Linked DNA regions of Homo sapiens: region 2 is linked to region 1. Evidence: chromatin loops called from intact Hi-C (ENCODE). Cell type or tissue: mammary epithelial cell. All regions are shown on one strand. Links, peaks and the distances in the headings refer to the core of each region. The heading gives the core; the rest is flanking DNA. Region 1 overlaps PARK7 (Parkinsonism associated deglycase). Region 2 overlaps CAMTA1 (calmodulin binding transcription activator 1).

Region 1 (5,369 bases), core at 220-5,219:
AAAATAAAAAGATCTAAGTGCAGATATAGAAAAGCCCATGTTTAAAAAATCGCAATAGTGCCTGGCACAGTGGCTCATGCCTGTAATCCCAGCAATTGGGGAGGCCTAGGTAGAAAAATTGCTTGAGCCCAGGAATTCAACATCAGCCTGGGCAACACAGACCCCTTCTCTAACAACAACAAAAACTGCAACAGCAAAGTATTCTTCAAAATCAAGAGGCTCTTACCAAACATACAGCTACGATTCTGAAATGAAACACTTCCTAGTATGAGAGATAAAGTATGTTTATAACAAACGATTTGCTGAGCACATCTGGCAAAAGCACAGAAACTCAAAATACTTCAATAACCATTTACTCAAGAAGATTTACCTTGATACCAGCAGAGCATACACAGATAAACAAAATGTGCTCACCTCTCTCACCTTCCCCATCCCCAGAACAGGGACCACATATACCAGGAGTCCAAAGGAGGGGGAGGATCACTGGGGCGGGCTCAACTTCTTACCTCACTCTTAGTAAAAGGAAAGATTTAGTTACATGCTAAAGGCAACTGGTACTCTCTGAACTTCTGGATTTTATTGCTCTTTTGTAATCTTATTTTCTACTTGAAAATGGGAAATTAGGCCGGGCACGGTGGCTCATGCCTGTATTCCCAGCACTTTGGGAGGCCAAGGCGGCTGGATCATGAGGTCAGGAGATCAAGACCATCCTGGCTAACACGCTGGAACCCTGTCTCTACTAAAAATACAAAAAATTAGCTGTGCGTGGTGGCGGGCGCCTGTAGTCCCAGCTACTCGGGAGGCTGAGGCAGGAGAATGGGGTGAACCCGGGAGGCAGAGCTTTCAGTGAGCCAAGATCGTGCCACTGCACTCCAGCCTGGGCGACAGAGCGAGACTCTGTCTCAAAATAAATAAAAAATAAATAAATAAAATGGGAAATTAACACTCGTTCATCCACCTATCCACCCAAGTATGCCAGGTGGTAGGATTAAAATGGACAGCACACTGTCCTTGAAGGAGATAGCCTGTGAAGTGCCTGGAAGTGTGAGATATAAAGGCACTAGCATCACGTGATGAAAGCTACTTAAGCAAAGAACCACATGGAAGTGTCAGTTGATGAAGTCTTTCCAAATTGGCAGGTCCTAACTTGAGATTTTTATTTAAATGTATTCACTGAAAACGGCCAACTTCAGGGAGGGTCACAAGCATATTGCGTATGTAATGGTCCTAAATAAGGATTAAAAACAAAGATTTTATATACCTTTCATTGTTATTTCATCTTAAAGCTTTTTACAAAGTATTCATTCTACCTTTTTCCTCTAAGCCACACATATAAACATTCTTTCTAAGGCCTCACATGACACTTAGAAGGATACGTTTCAGAACAGCACCTTGATCTTGGAAACACTTAAGGTGCCCTGGATGGCTAAGATCCTGTGGCACAGTTTGTACACTTTTAGTGTCAGCAAACCTGAGAGGTCTTGGTCTTACTGTCCTTTCATTTTTCAACAAGACTCCAAGGAAGGAATTATATAATATACCCACAAGCTACTCAGACCGTAGCTGTTACAAACAGGAAGATCACACAAATACTACCTAATTACATAAGCTTTCTGCCTAATATCAGCTGTCAGTTTCAGACCAAGTCCTGATTTATAGCTCTTAAATCAAAAGCCTCAAATGTCTCTTCTCCACGTTATTTTTACACACAAGACAGCTATGTATGGTAGCAAATTTTAGAAGTCCGTAAGAATTGAATAATTATCAATTTTTATTTGAATGGATTTATAAATTGTTTTTAATTTTTATTTGGTAAGAATTTAAGAAGAAATTCCTACATCATCTTGCATTTTAAAGTAAACTTTAATAGATGATAGCACAGTGAGGAAAGTGATCGGTGAACGAGAATTTTTAGGCTGCTCCCTTCAAGGTGGTAATAAAATCACTGCTACGATGTGAATAAATTTATGTTACAGTTGGATTCAGGAATTTACTGATGTCTTTCATACTTATCAGGTAAGCTCATAATCACTGCTTTCTGGGGCGTCAGAACCCTATTTGGAATACTGGAGAAGAGACGTTTCACTCTCCCAGGACCTGGGATTCTGATGGATGAAAACGCTCTGTACTCTGCACTACAGTGCAGAGGGCGCAGCTGACCATGTCCCCTTCTGCAGCCAACAGCACCACCCTGTGGTAACATGCAAAATGACCACCTCTGCCAACTCCCCAGCTCCTCCAGGTGGCCAAGACCTTGCTTCCAGAGGCCTCATTCCTAGACCTGGGCATCTCAGCTGACAACTGTCCACTCCTCCAACTCCACACTTCCTCCCCCTCCCCTACTCAAAGTAAATATCATTTAATTTTCTTCTCAACATAGACTCCCTTCCAATTTGCGTTCCTCATTCACTCAATATTAAGGACTAGGCTAATATTCTTTGTGTTCAAAATGTTTCCAATCCCTAACTGCAACACTTCAGAATAATCTTGGCTGGGTGCGGTGGCTCACGCCTGTAATCCTAGCACTTTGGGAGGCCAAGGTGGGCGGATCACGAGATCAGGAGTTCGAGACCAGCCTGGCTAACATGGTGAAACCCCGTCTCTACCAAAAATACAAAAATTAGCTGGGCATGGTGGCAGGTGCCTGTAATTCTAGCTACTCGGGAGCCTGAGGCAGGAGAATCGCTTGAACCTGGGAGGTGGAGGTTGCAGTGAGCCGAAATTGCACCACTGCACTCCAGCTTGGGCAACAAGAGCAAAGCTCCCATTTCAACAAAAAAAAAAAAAAAAAAGAATCTTATTTTTCTGTTTGCCAATTTAAAAGATCCAAATCTCTTCCATCACTCCTCTGTTCCATTCCCATAACCCTCATCTCAATTAGCTCAGCTCATCATCACATTTTTTCCTATTTCTGGTGTAGTGCCCACAACAGTGGTGCAGGATATTCAATGGTATAAACACACTGCTAGTGTGTTTTCTATTTTTACTGTTTTTTATATAATTTTTTTTTTTTTGAGATGGAGTCTCACTCTGTCGCCCAGGCTGGAGAGCAGTGGCGCAATCTCGGCTCACTGCAAGCTCTGCCCCCCAGGTTCACACCATTCTCCTGCCTCAGCCTCCCGAGTAGCTGGGACTACAGGCACCCGCCACCACGCCTGGCTAATTTTTTGTATTTTTAGGAGAGACAGGGTTTCACCGTGTTAGCCAGGATGGTCTCGATCTCCTGACCTTGTGATCCGCACGCCTCGGCCTCCCAAAGTGCTGGGATTACAGGTGTGAGCCACCGCCCTTGGCCTATTTTTACTTTTTTTTTTTAAGAGACCAAGTCTTGCTCTGTCCTTTAGGCTCAAGTGCAGTGGTGTGATCACCACATCTCAATGTAACCTCAAATTCCTGGGCTCAAAGTGATCCTCCCACCTCAGCCTCCTGAGTAGCTGGGACTACAAGTGTGCACCACCACACCAGGCTGATTTTTTAAAATATTTTTTTGTAGAGGTCGGTGGGGGGGTCTCACTATGTTGCCCAGGCTGGTCTTGAACTCCTGGGTTCAAGTGATCCTCCCACCTCAGTCTCCCAAAGTGCTAGGATTACAGCTATGAGCCACCACAGCCAGCCTGTTTATTTTTTAATGTTGATTTAAAGTACTATAAGGCCCATGCTTCTTAGCATGGCATTCCATCTAGCCTCAGCACAAAACAGTAAGCCAAATGTGGTTGATTTTTTTTTTTTTTTTTTGAAACGAAGTCTTGCTCTGTCGCTCAGGCTGGAGTGCAGTGGCACGATCTCGGCTCACTGCAATCTCCGCCTCCCGGGTTCAAGCGATTCTCCTGCCTCAGCCTCCCAAGTAGCTAGGACGACAGGCATGCGCCACCATGCCCTGCTAATTTTTGTTATTTTTATTTTTATTATTTTATTTTATTTATTTTTTGAGACGGAGTTTCACTCTTGTTGCCCAGGCTGGAGTGCAATGGCGCAATCTTGGCTCACTGCAACCTCCACTTCCCAGGTTCAAGCGATTCTCCTGCCTCAGCCTCCCAAGCAGCTGGGATTACAGGCACGCGCCACCACGCCTGGCTAATTTCTGTATTTTTAGTAGAGATGGGGTTTCACCATGGTGGCCAGGCTGGTTTCGAACTCCTGACCTTAAGTGATTTTGCTACTTTTGTGGCACAGGACAAACTGACATGTGGTTTTTACTTTCAGCAGAATCATAAGGAAACAAACTCAGCCCAAACTCTTTCTTCCTTTGGTCAAAGAATCTAGGACTGAGGCTTGCTTCACAGCAGCAGAGCCAAAGAAAACCAAACTCAAGGATCTGTGACTTTCTCTCCAAAGAGGGGAGCAGCTGCTTGGGCTGCAGTGACTGCAGTGCCCTTTGGCAGAGATAATTACCTGAGCCTCAGGGCAGGTCAAAAGGCTAGTGGTGACTCTTGTAGTAAGCCCACGTACAAGACCTGCCAGGGTGGTCAACCTCTGTGGTTCTTCCCAGCCCCTAATGCCACGGTTCTCAAACATTTAGGTCTTAGAATCCCTTTAGCTTTTATGTGGGTTATATCTATGAACATCTGCCATATTAAAAATTATTACTTTTTTTTGAGACAGTCTTGCTGTGTCACCCAGGCTGGAGTGCAGTGGCGTAATCGCGGCTCACTGCAACCTCCGCCGCCCGGGTTCAATAGATTCTCCTGCCTCAGCCTCCTGATAGCTGGGATTACAGGAATGCATCACCATACCCAGCTAACTGCCCAGCTAACTTTTGTATTTTTAGTAGAGACGGGGTTTCACCATGTTAGCCAGGCTGGTTTCGAACTCCTGACCTCAAGTGATCCTCCCACCTCAGCCTCCCGAGTAGCTGGGATTACAGGCGTGCACCACCATGCCCAGCTAACTTTTGTATTTTTAGTAGAAACGGGATTTCACCACGTTTGCCAGGCTGGTTTTGAACTCCTGACCTCAAACGATCTGCCCACCTCAGCTTCCCAAAGTGCTGAGATTACAGGCATGCGCCACTGTGCCACGCCAATTACTTTTAATGGCAAAAACCACAATTACTTTTACATCAACCTAATAAAACTGGGAAATTTTTAAAACACAATAATAAATTCTCAGATGATGGTATCATCCTACTCTGATGTCACTCCTGAAAGACTGAGAAGAAAAAAGGCGAATAACATTTTGTTTGAAAGACATGGTGTCACTCTGCTGCCCAGGCTGGAGTGCAATCATAGCTCACTGCAGCCTCTAACTCTTGCCTTCAAGCGATCCTCCCATCTCAGCCTCCTGAGTAGCTGGGACTACATGCATGCAGTACTGTGCTTGGCTAATTTTTTGTTTGTTTGTTTGTTGAGATGGGGGTCTGGCTATGTTGC
Region 2 (5,369 bases), core at 178-5,177, 310 kb after region 1:
GGTGGCCTCATGTCCGGGGCCCGGGCAGTCCTGCTTCATGGCCATTGTCCTGCTTAGTGATGAGAGAGGGAGGTGCGAGGTGGACGGCACCTTGGAGGTCCCCTACTTACGGCTTAGCCGAGGAGAGGGGCTGGTCACTGAGTAGAGGGAGGCTCTCCCTGGGGATGAGGAAGGTAGGGGTGCCGGCCTCCCGGACTCTCCTGGCTAACCTTGGGTGGACCCACCCCAGAGGCGCCATCCACCCCACCCCCAAACCAGTAAACACCTTTCCCTGCAGTGGGGCGGAGAGCTGCTAGGTCAGGGCGGAGAGCACCACCTAGTGTCCAGGCTGGAGAAGGCCGCCAGGCAGGCTGGAGCCTGGGAGGTGGGGGTGAGGAGCTGCTGTGAGCCCACCTTCCCCACTGCTCCAGGCCAGAGAAGTGATTCCCTACCCCCCAACTCCGTGCCAACCAGATGCTCCCTACTGGTCAGTCACTCATTCTTGCTTGGCCTCTCCTGGGCCCTGGCCCACCCCTGCCCTGGAGGAAGCCCCGGCCTCTACAAGGAGCCTGCCCTAGGCGCCCCACAATGTTCCTGGAACCCAGGCCTGGCCCAGGGCATCTGCAGCAGGAGTGAGTGTTTCCAGGGATGAGGTGGAAGTAGCTCCTCCCATTGCCCAGCCAGGAAAAGAGACTTCTTCCACGGAAGGGGCTCTCCCAGGCTGGAAAGCATATTCCACCCCTGCTCTTGCATGAGCCTGGCTCTGGCCTGGGAGGTCACTTTACTGCTACGGCAGCAGAGAGAGCTCAGGACCGAGAAACAAAAGCAGGAGGCCTGCTCCTGCGCCTCAGTAGCTGTGTGTCCTCAGGCAAGTGGCCCAGCCTCTCTGGGTGGCATCTCCTTGCTAGGGGCCCTTCTGACCACAGCATCCCTTGTTCTGATGCCCAGGGATATTTGCAGCTCCGTGGAAGTGGCGGGGCATTGGGGGGAGTGGGTGCCTGGCTGAGAAGAGTGCCGGCGGACAGGTGGAGCCTGACTTTGGGATGTCTGGAAGCACCAGAAGGCCAGCTCAGGGCACCATCCCCCAGGATCCTGGGAAGTGGAAGAGCAGTGACTTCAAAAGGCCACAGACAGTTACCATGTGAGAAAAAGGGAAAAAATAATAACCGCAATCAACAGCTGCTAGCATGAGGCTGGGGCTGCTGCCGGGAACAAAGAACTGCAGAAATTACTGGAGAACATCAGGACCTTCTCCATGGAAACCGCCGCAGGACAGCTCAGCATCCATCCATTCAAGGGATGGTTCCCATGGCAACAGCCCGCCTGGCTGCGCTGAACTGGTGGTGACGCGCGTGCCTGAGGCTGTAATTGCAGGCTCTTCTGCTGCTGCAGCAGGAGTGTCAGTGGTGGGAGATGACGCAGGAGGGTTTTGGGGGTGGGGAGGGGGCACGAAATGCCATCTGAGGTCTCTGAGTCCTGAGATAAAGGGCCCATGTCTGATGCAGCCAGGGCAGATGCTGGGGCATAGGGGGACGCCTCTGGGGTGTGTGGTGGGTGTGTGTGTGTGTGTGTGTGTGTGTGTGTGTGTGTGTGTGTGTTGGTGACCAGCTGCAGCTGGAGGTGAAGGGGTGGACAGAGATAGGAGAAATGGGAGCAGCCTGTGGGAGGGAGGGCCACTCAGAGAAGAGACAGCAGGATGGCCCCGGCCATCGCATTCCTGCTAGGTAGATGCATTGAGGTTTAGAGCTGGGTGGGGGTGCTGAGTAACCGTTTAGCCAAACCCCATTTTGCAGACTGGGAAGTAGGGCCCAGGCCGACGAGCCTGCCTGTAGAGCCCTCCCTGAGCTTGGCAGAACCTGGCCAGATTGGACTCCTGATGCAGTCAGTGCACAGACAGGCTGGCAGGGAGGGGACAGGACGAGGGCCAGACAAAGGGAGAGAAGTGTCAAGAGAGAAGGTGCTCTCTCCTGTAGAACCCAGGATGGGGGCACCCCTGCTGTGGTGTGGAGACAGTGGCCTGGGTAGGAGAGGACAGCAAGGAGGAAGGGGCCCTTCACAACCTCTGAGGCCTCACTGTGTGGCCAGGTGGGGCCCCAAAGGGCCTAGCTGGGTGGCTTATGCGCATTTTCCAAATCAAGCTGAATTTCAGCAGCTTTTGGTTGTGGGTAACTGGAAGCATTGAGGGCTTCTGGAAAAGCAAGGCTGGCCGCTCCCTCTGCTGGGCTGCCAGGCTGCCAGGCTGCCATTGCGTTCCTGTTCCTGGGCCGCCCTCGTGTGGCGAGCTGCTGAACTGCAGGCCCAGAAAGGACAGAAGGAGTCAGGCCTGCTAATGTCCCACTCGCCAGGACACCCAGGAGGCTGGGGTGTGGGTCTGCACCCAGCCCAGGGCCTGTCTGACAGGCCAGGACCTCGGGAAAAGAGGGGACCCTCCTCCCACCTCCTGGCTTCTGCAAGACATTAAGGGCTCCAGGGCGCCTCTAAGTGTCCCGAGGACCAAATCTCCCAGGTCCTAGGACTGGGAGTGCCTCGAGGCCACCCCCTCTCAGCCATTTACACGTAAGGAAACTGAGCCCCAGAGAGTCAGGTCTCAAGGAGCCAGGACCAGAAGACAGCTCTGACCGTCCCCCCGCACCCTGATCCTGGCCTCCTCCCTGTCCCTTTGCATCGCTTTCTTAAGCCCAGGGTCAGGGGGCACGGGGAAGATGCCCAACTGGCCTTCATGGGGTGGGGTGGGGGGTGTGGTGGGCACTCCGAAGGTGCCATTGAGCTCAGAGTCACTGATAAGATTAGGAGGTCAGGGCCGGGTGTGGTGGCTCATGCCCGAAATCCCAGCACTTTGGGAGGCTGAGGTGGGCGGATCACTGGAGGCCAGGAGGTCAAGACCAGCCTGGGAAACATGGTGAAACCCCGTCTCTACTAAAAATACAAAAATTAGCTGGATGCAGCAGGGTGTGTCTGTAACCCCAGCTACTCGGCAGGCTGAGGCAGGAGAATCGCTTGAACCTGGGAGGCGGAGGTTTCAGTGAGCCGAGATGGCGCCATTGCACTCCAGCCTGGGCAAAAAGAGTGAAATTCCTTCTCAAAAACAAAACAAAACAAAACAAAACAAAACAACAACAGCAGGGGGGTCAGAAACACGGTCACACCAACCTATACCAAGAGGAAGCCCAGTCTGATCCTTCCGGGCTCTTCCTATCGGGGATGGGAGAGCTGGGGGTGTCTGTACACAGATTTTCTTAGCTTTGCCAGCGGGGAAGAAGGGTGAGGAAGTATGAGCCCCCTTCTTTGGTGTTCTCCAGCCGAGTGGGCCGTGGGCAGCCACCTCCCAGGCAGTGTCCAATCAGGGCCCGTGGTGCATGTGCTGGTCCCTGAGCACCCAGATGGGCTGGGTAGAGGTCAGGATGCACGTGCTTGTCTGCACTAGGTTATTTAGGGAAAGCCTGGGCCACTCTGTCCCCTTCCTGTGCTATTCTGCTCTACAGAAAAAGCAGAGATTCCTCTACTGCTTGTGTCCCTCAGGCAAGATGCTTTGGTCTTTGGAGTAGTGGTTCTCAAAGTCAGATCCCCGGGAGCTGAGGCGGCCTGGGGGCTGGGGGAGGGTGCACGTTGGAATCCTGCGTCCTATGACCTGTGTGGAATTTTGCAGAAGGCCAGGTTTACTTAAGAAGGATCTTCAGGATGACTCTTCAGAAGCTGTGCCCTGTTCAGTTTTGAGAGAGATTTTTGGTTTTTGGTTTTGTTTGGCTTAGAGAAGTAGGGTGAAGGCAGTGGATGTAGACGATCTATGATGGTGACTTTTTCTTTCTTTTTTTTTTTTTTAAGACAGTTTCATTCTTGTCGCCCAGGCTGGAGTGCAGTGGCGTGATCTCGACTCACTGCAACCTCCACCTCCCGGGTTCAAGCGATTCTCCTGCCTCAGCCTCCCGAGTAGCTGGGATTACAGGCACGTGCCACTACGCCCAGTTAATTTTTTGTATTTTTAGTAGAGACGGGGTTTCACCATGTTGGCCAGGCTAGTCTCGAACTCCTGACCTCAGGTGATCCACCCACCTTGGCCTCCCAAAGTGCTGGGATTATGGGCATGAGCCACTGAGCCCGGCCAATGGTGACTTTTGAATTTTTTTAAGCAACCCTGGGACCCCTTTTCAAAAAAAAAGCAAAGCAAAACATAGATGGACTCAACACATAAATTGAGAAACGGCAGACGACTCTGGCTGGAGCTGGGGGAGCATTTTGCTTCCAAGGATACCCTGACTTTCTCTCTTTTTTTTTGAGACAGGGTTTCACTCTGTCATCCGGACTGGAGTGCAGTGGTACAACCACAGCTCACTGCAGCCTCAACCTCTTGGGCTCAAGTGCTCCTCCGGACTCAGCCTCCAGAATAGCTGGGACCATAGGCAGGCCCCACCACACCTGGCTTATTTTTTTAATATTTTGTTGAAACCAGTTCTCACTACGTTGCCCAGGTTGGTTTGGAACTCCTTGGCTCAGATGATCCTCCTGCCTCGGCCTCCCAAAGTTCTGGGATTACAGGTTTGAGCCATGGCACCCGGCCAAAGACCCCCTGACTTTAAAGCTACTTGCCCCAGTGAAGTTTGAGAACCACTGCGTGAAAGACGGAGGTGTTCAAGCGCCGTGGGGACACAAGGAGGGGAAAGCATCATCTTTGTGGTCCAGAGCTTCCTCTGAAGGGCAGCCACAGGCATCCCTTAGCTGCAGGGTGGCGCAGGGGCTGGCGAGGTGGGTGGGAGGGGAGGTGACAGGTGGTGGCAGCGGCGGCAGCTTACCTCTGGGTAAGACCACTCTGGGGAGTAGTCGGTCACCATGAACACCCGTCCGCTCTGCTGCAGCATGCCTAGGGTGCCCTGGGCCGAGGCGGCCGAGACCACCTCGGCGACGTGCATGTAGGCCATGGTGCTGGCCCCGCCCTCCGAGCTGCTCAGCTGCAGGCTACCCTGCTGGGGGCTACAGCAGGGGAGGCACATCTCTGCCTGGGTGAAGGGGGCCCGCGCCCCGTCCTCTGACTGTGAGAGCGCCGTGCTGTCCCCCGACACCAGCTGGTGCCCATAGATGGTGCTGCTGCCCCCCTCCACGGAGATGAAGTCGTTGATCAGGTCGGAGAACTGGTTGCTGAAGGAGATGTCAAAGTGGTCCAGGCTGAGCTCCATGTTGGAGGCGTTGCCGAGGCTGGGCTGGGCCACGGGGTAGAGTCCCTGCACCACGTTGCCCGGGAGGATGGGGACGCCGCCGGCGCTTCGGATTACCCCGTTGGTCTCCGGCTGCAGGTAGTGCTCAGAGCTGCAAGCCTGCAGCTCCCCAGACTTGAGCAGGACCTCGCTCCCTTCCGCCGCCTGCGAGGTCTCCATGGTGACCTCCCCTTCTGCCGTCAT

Evidence for each region. A loop is a pair of places that touch in the nucleus more often than their neighbours do. Peaks named below come from ENCODE experiments on the same cell type or tissue, not always from the same donor. Only the 100,000 strongest peaks of a DNase experiment are listed, where the experiment ranks them.
Region 2: a loop joins it to region 1, with 18 times the contacts of the local background. A loop is called at or near these places in 7 of 110 quality-filtered maps.

The regions. Positions count from the first base shown.
Region 1 is chr1:7,972,274-7,977,642 of GRCh38, reverse strand. The region is part of intron 5 of PARK7 (Parkinsonism associated deglycase); the gene reads right to left. Among named protein-coding and RNA genes, the nearest start is that of PARK7, 13 kb to the right of the region's middle. In mammary epithelial cell, for the core only: a CTCF peak has its summit at 2,194 (motif pointing left); a DNase peak (open chromatin) is centred at 2,192.
Region 2 is chr1:7,664,597-7,669,965 of GRCh38, reverse strand. It overlaps CAMTA1 (calmodulin binding transcription activator 1), which reads right to left. Exons shown (of 23, transcript NM_015215.4): 9 at 4,767-5,369. Among named protein-coding and RNA genes, the nearest start is that of VAMP3, 100 kb to the left of the region's middle. RefSeq lists enhancers at 1-787, 1,956-2,145. In mammary epithelial cell, for the core only: CTCF peaks have their summits at 314 (motif pointing left) and 2,245 (motif pointing left); a DNase peak (open chromatin) is centred at 2,255; H3K4me3 peaks cover 51 bases.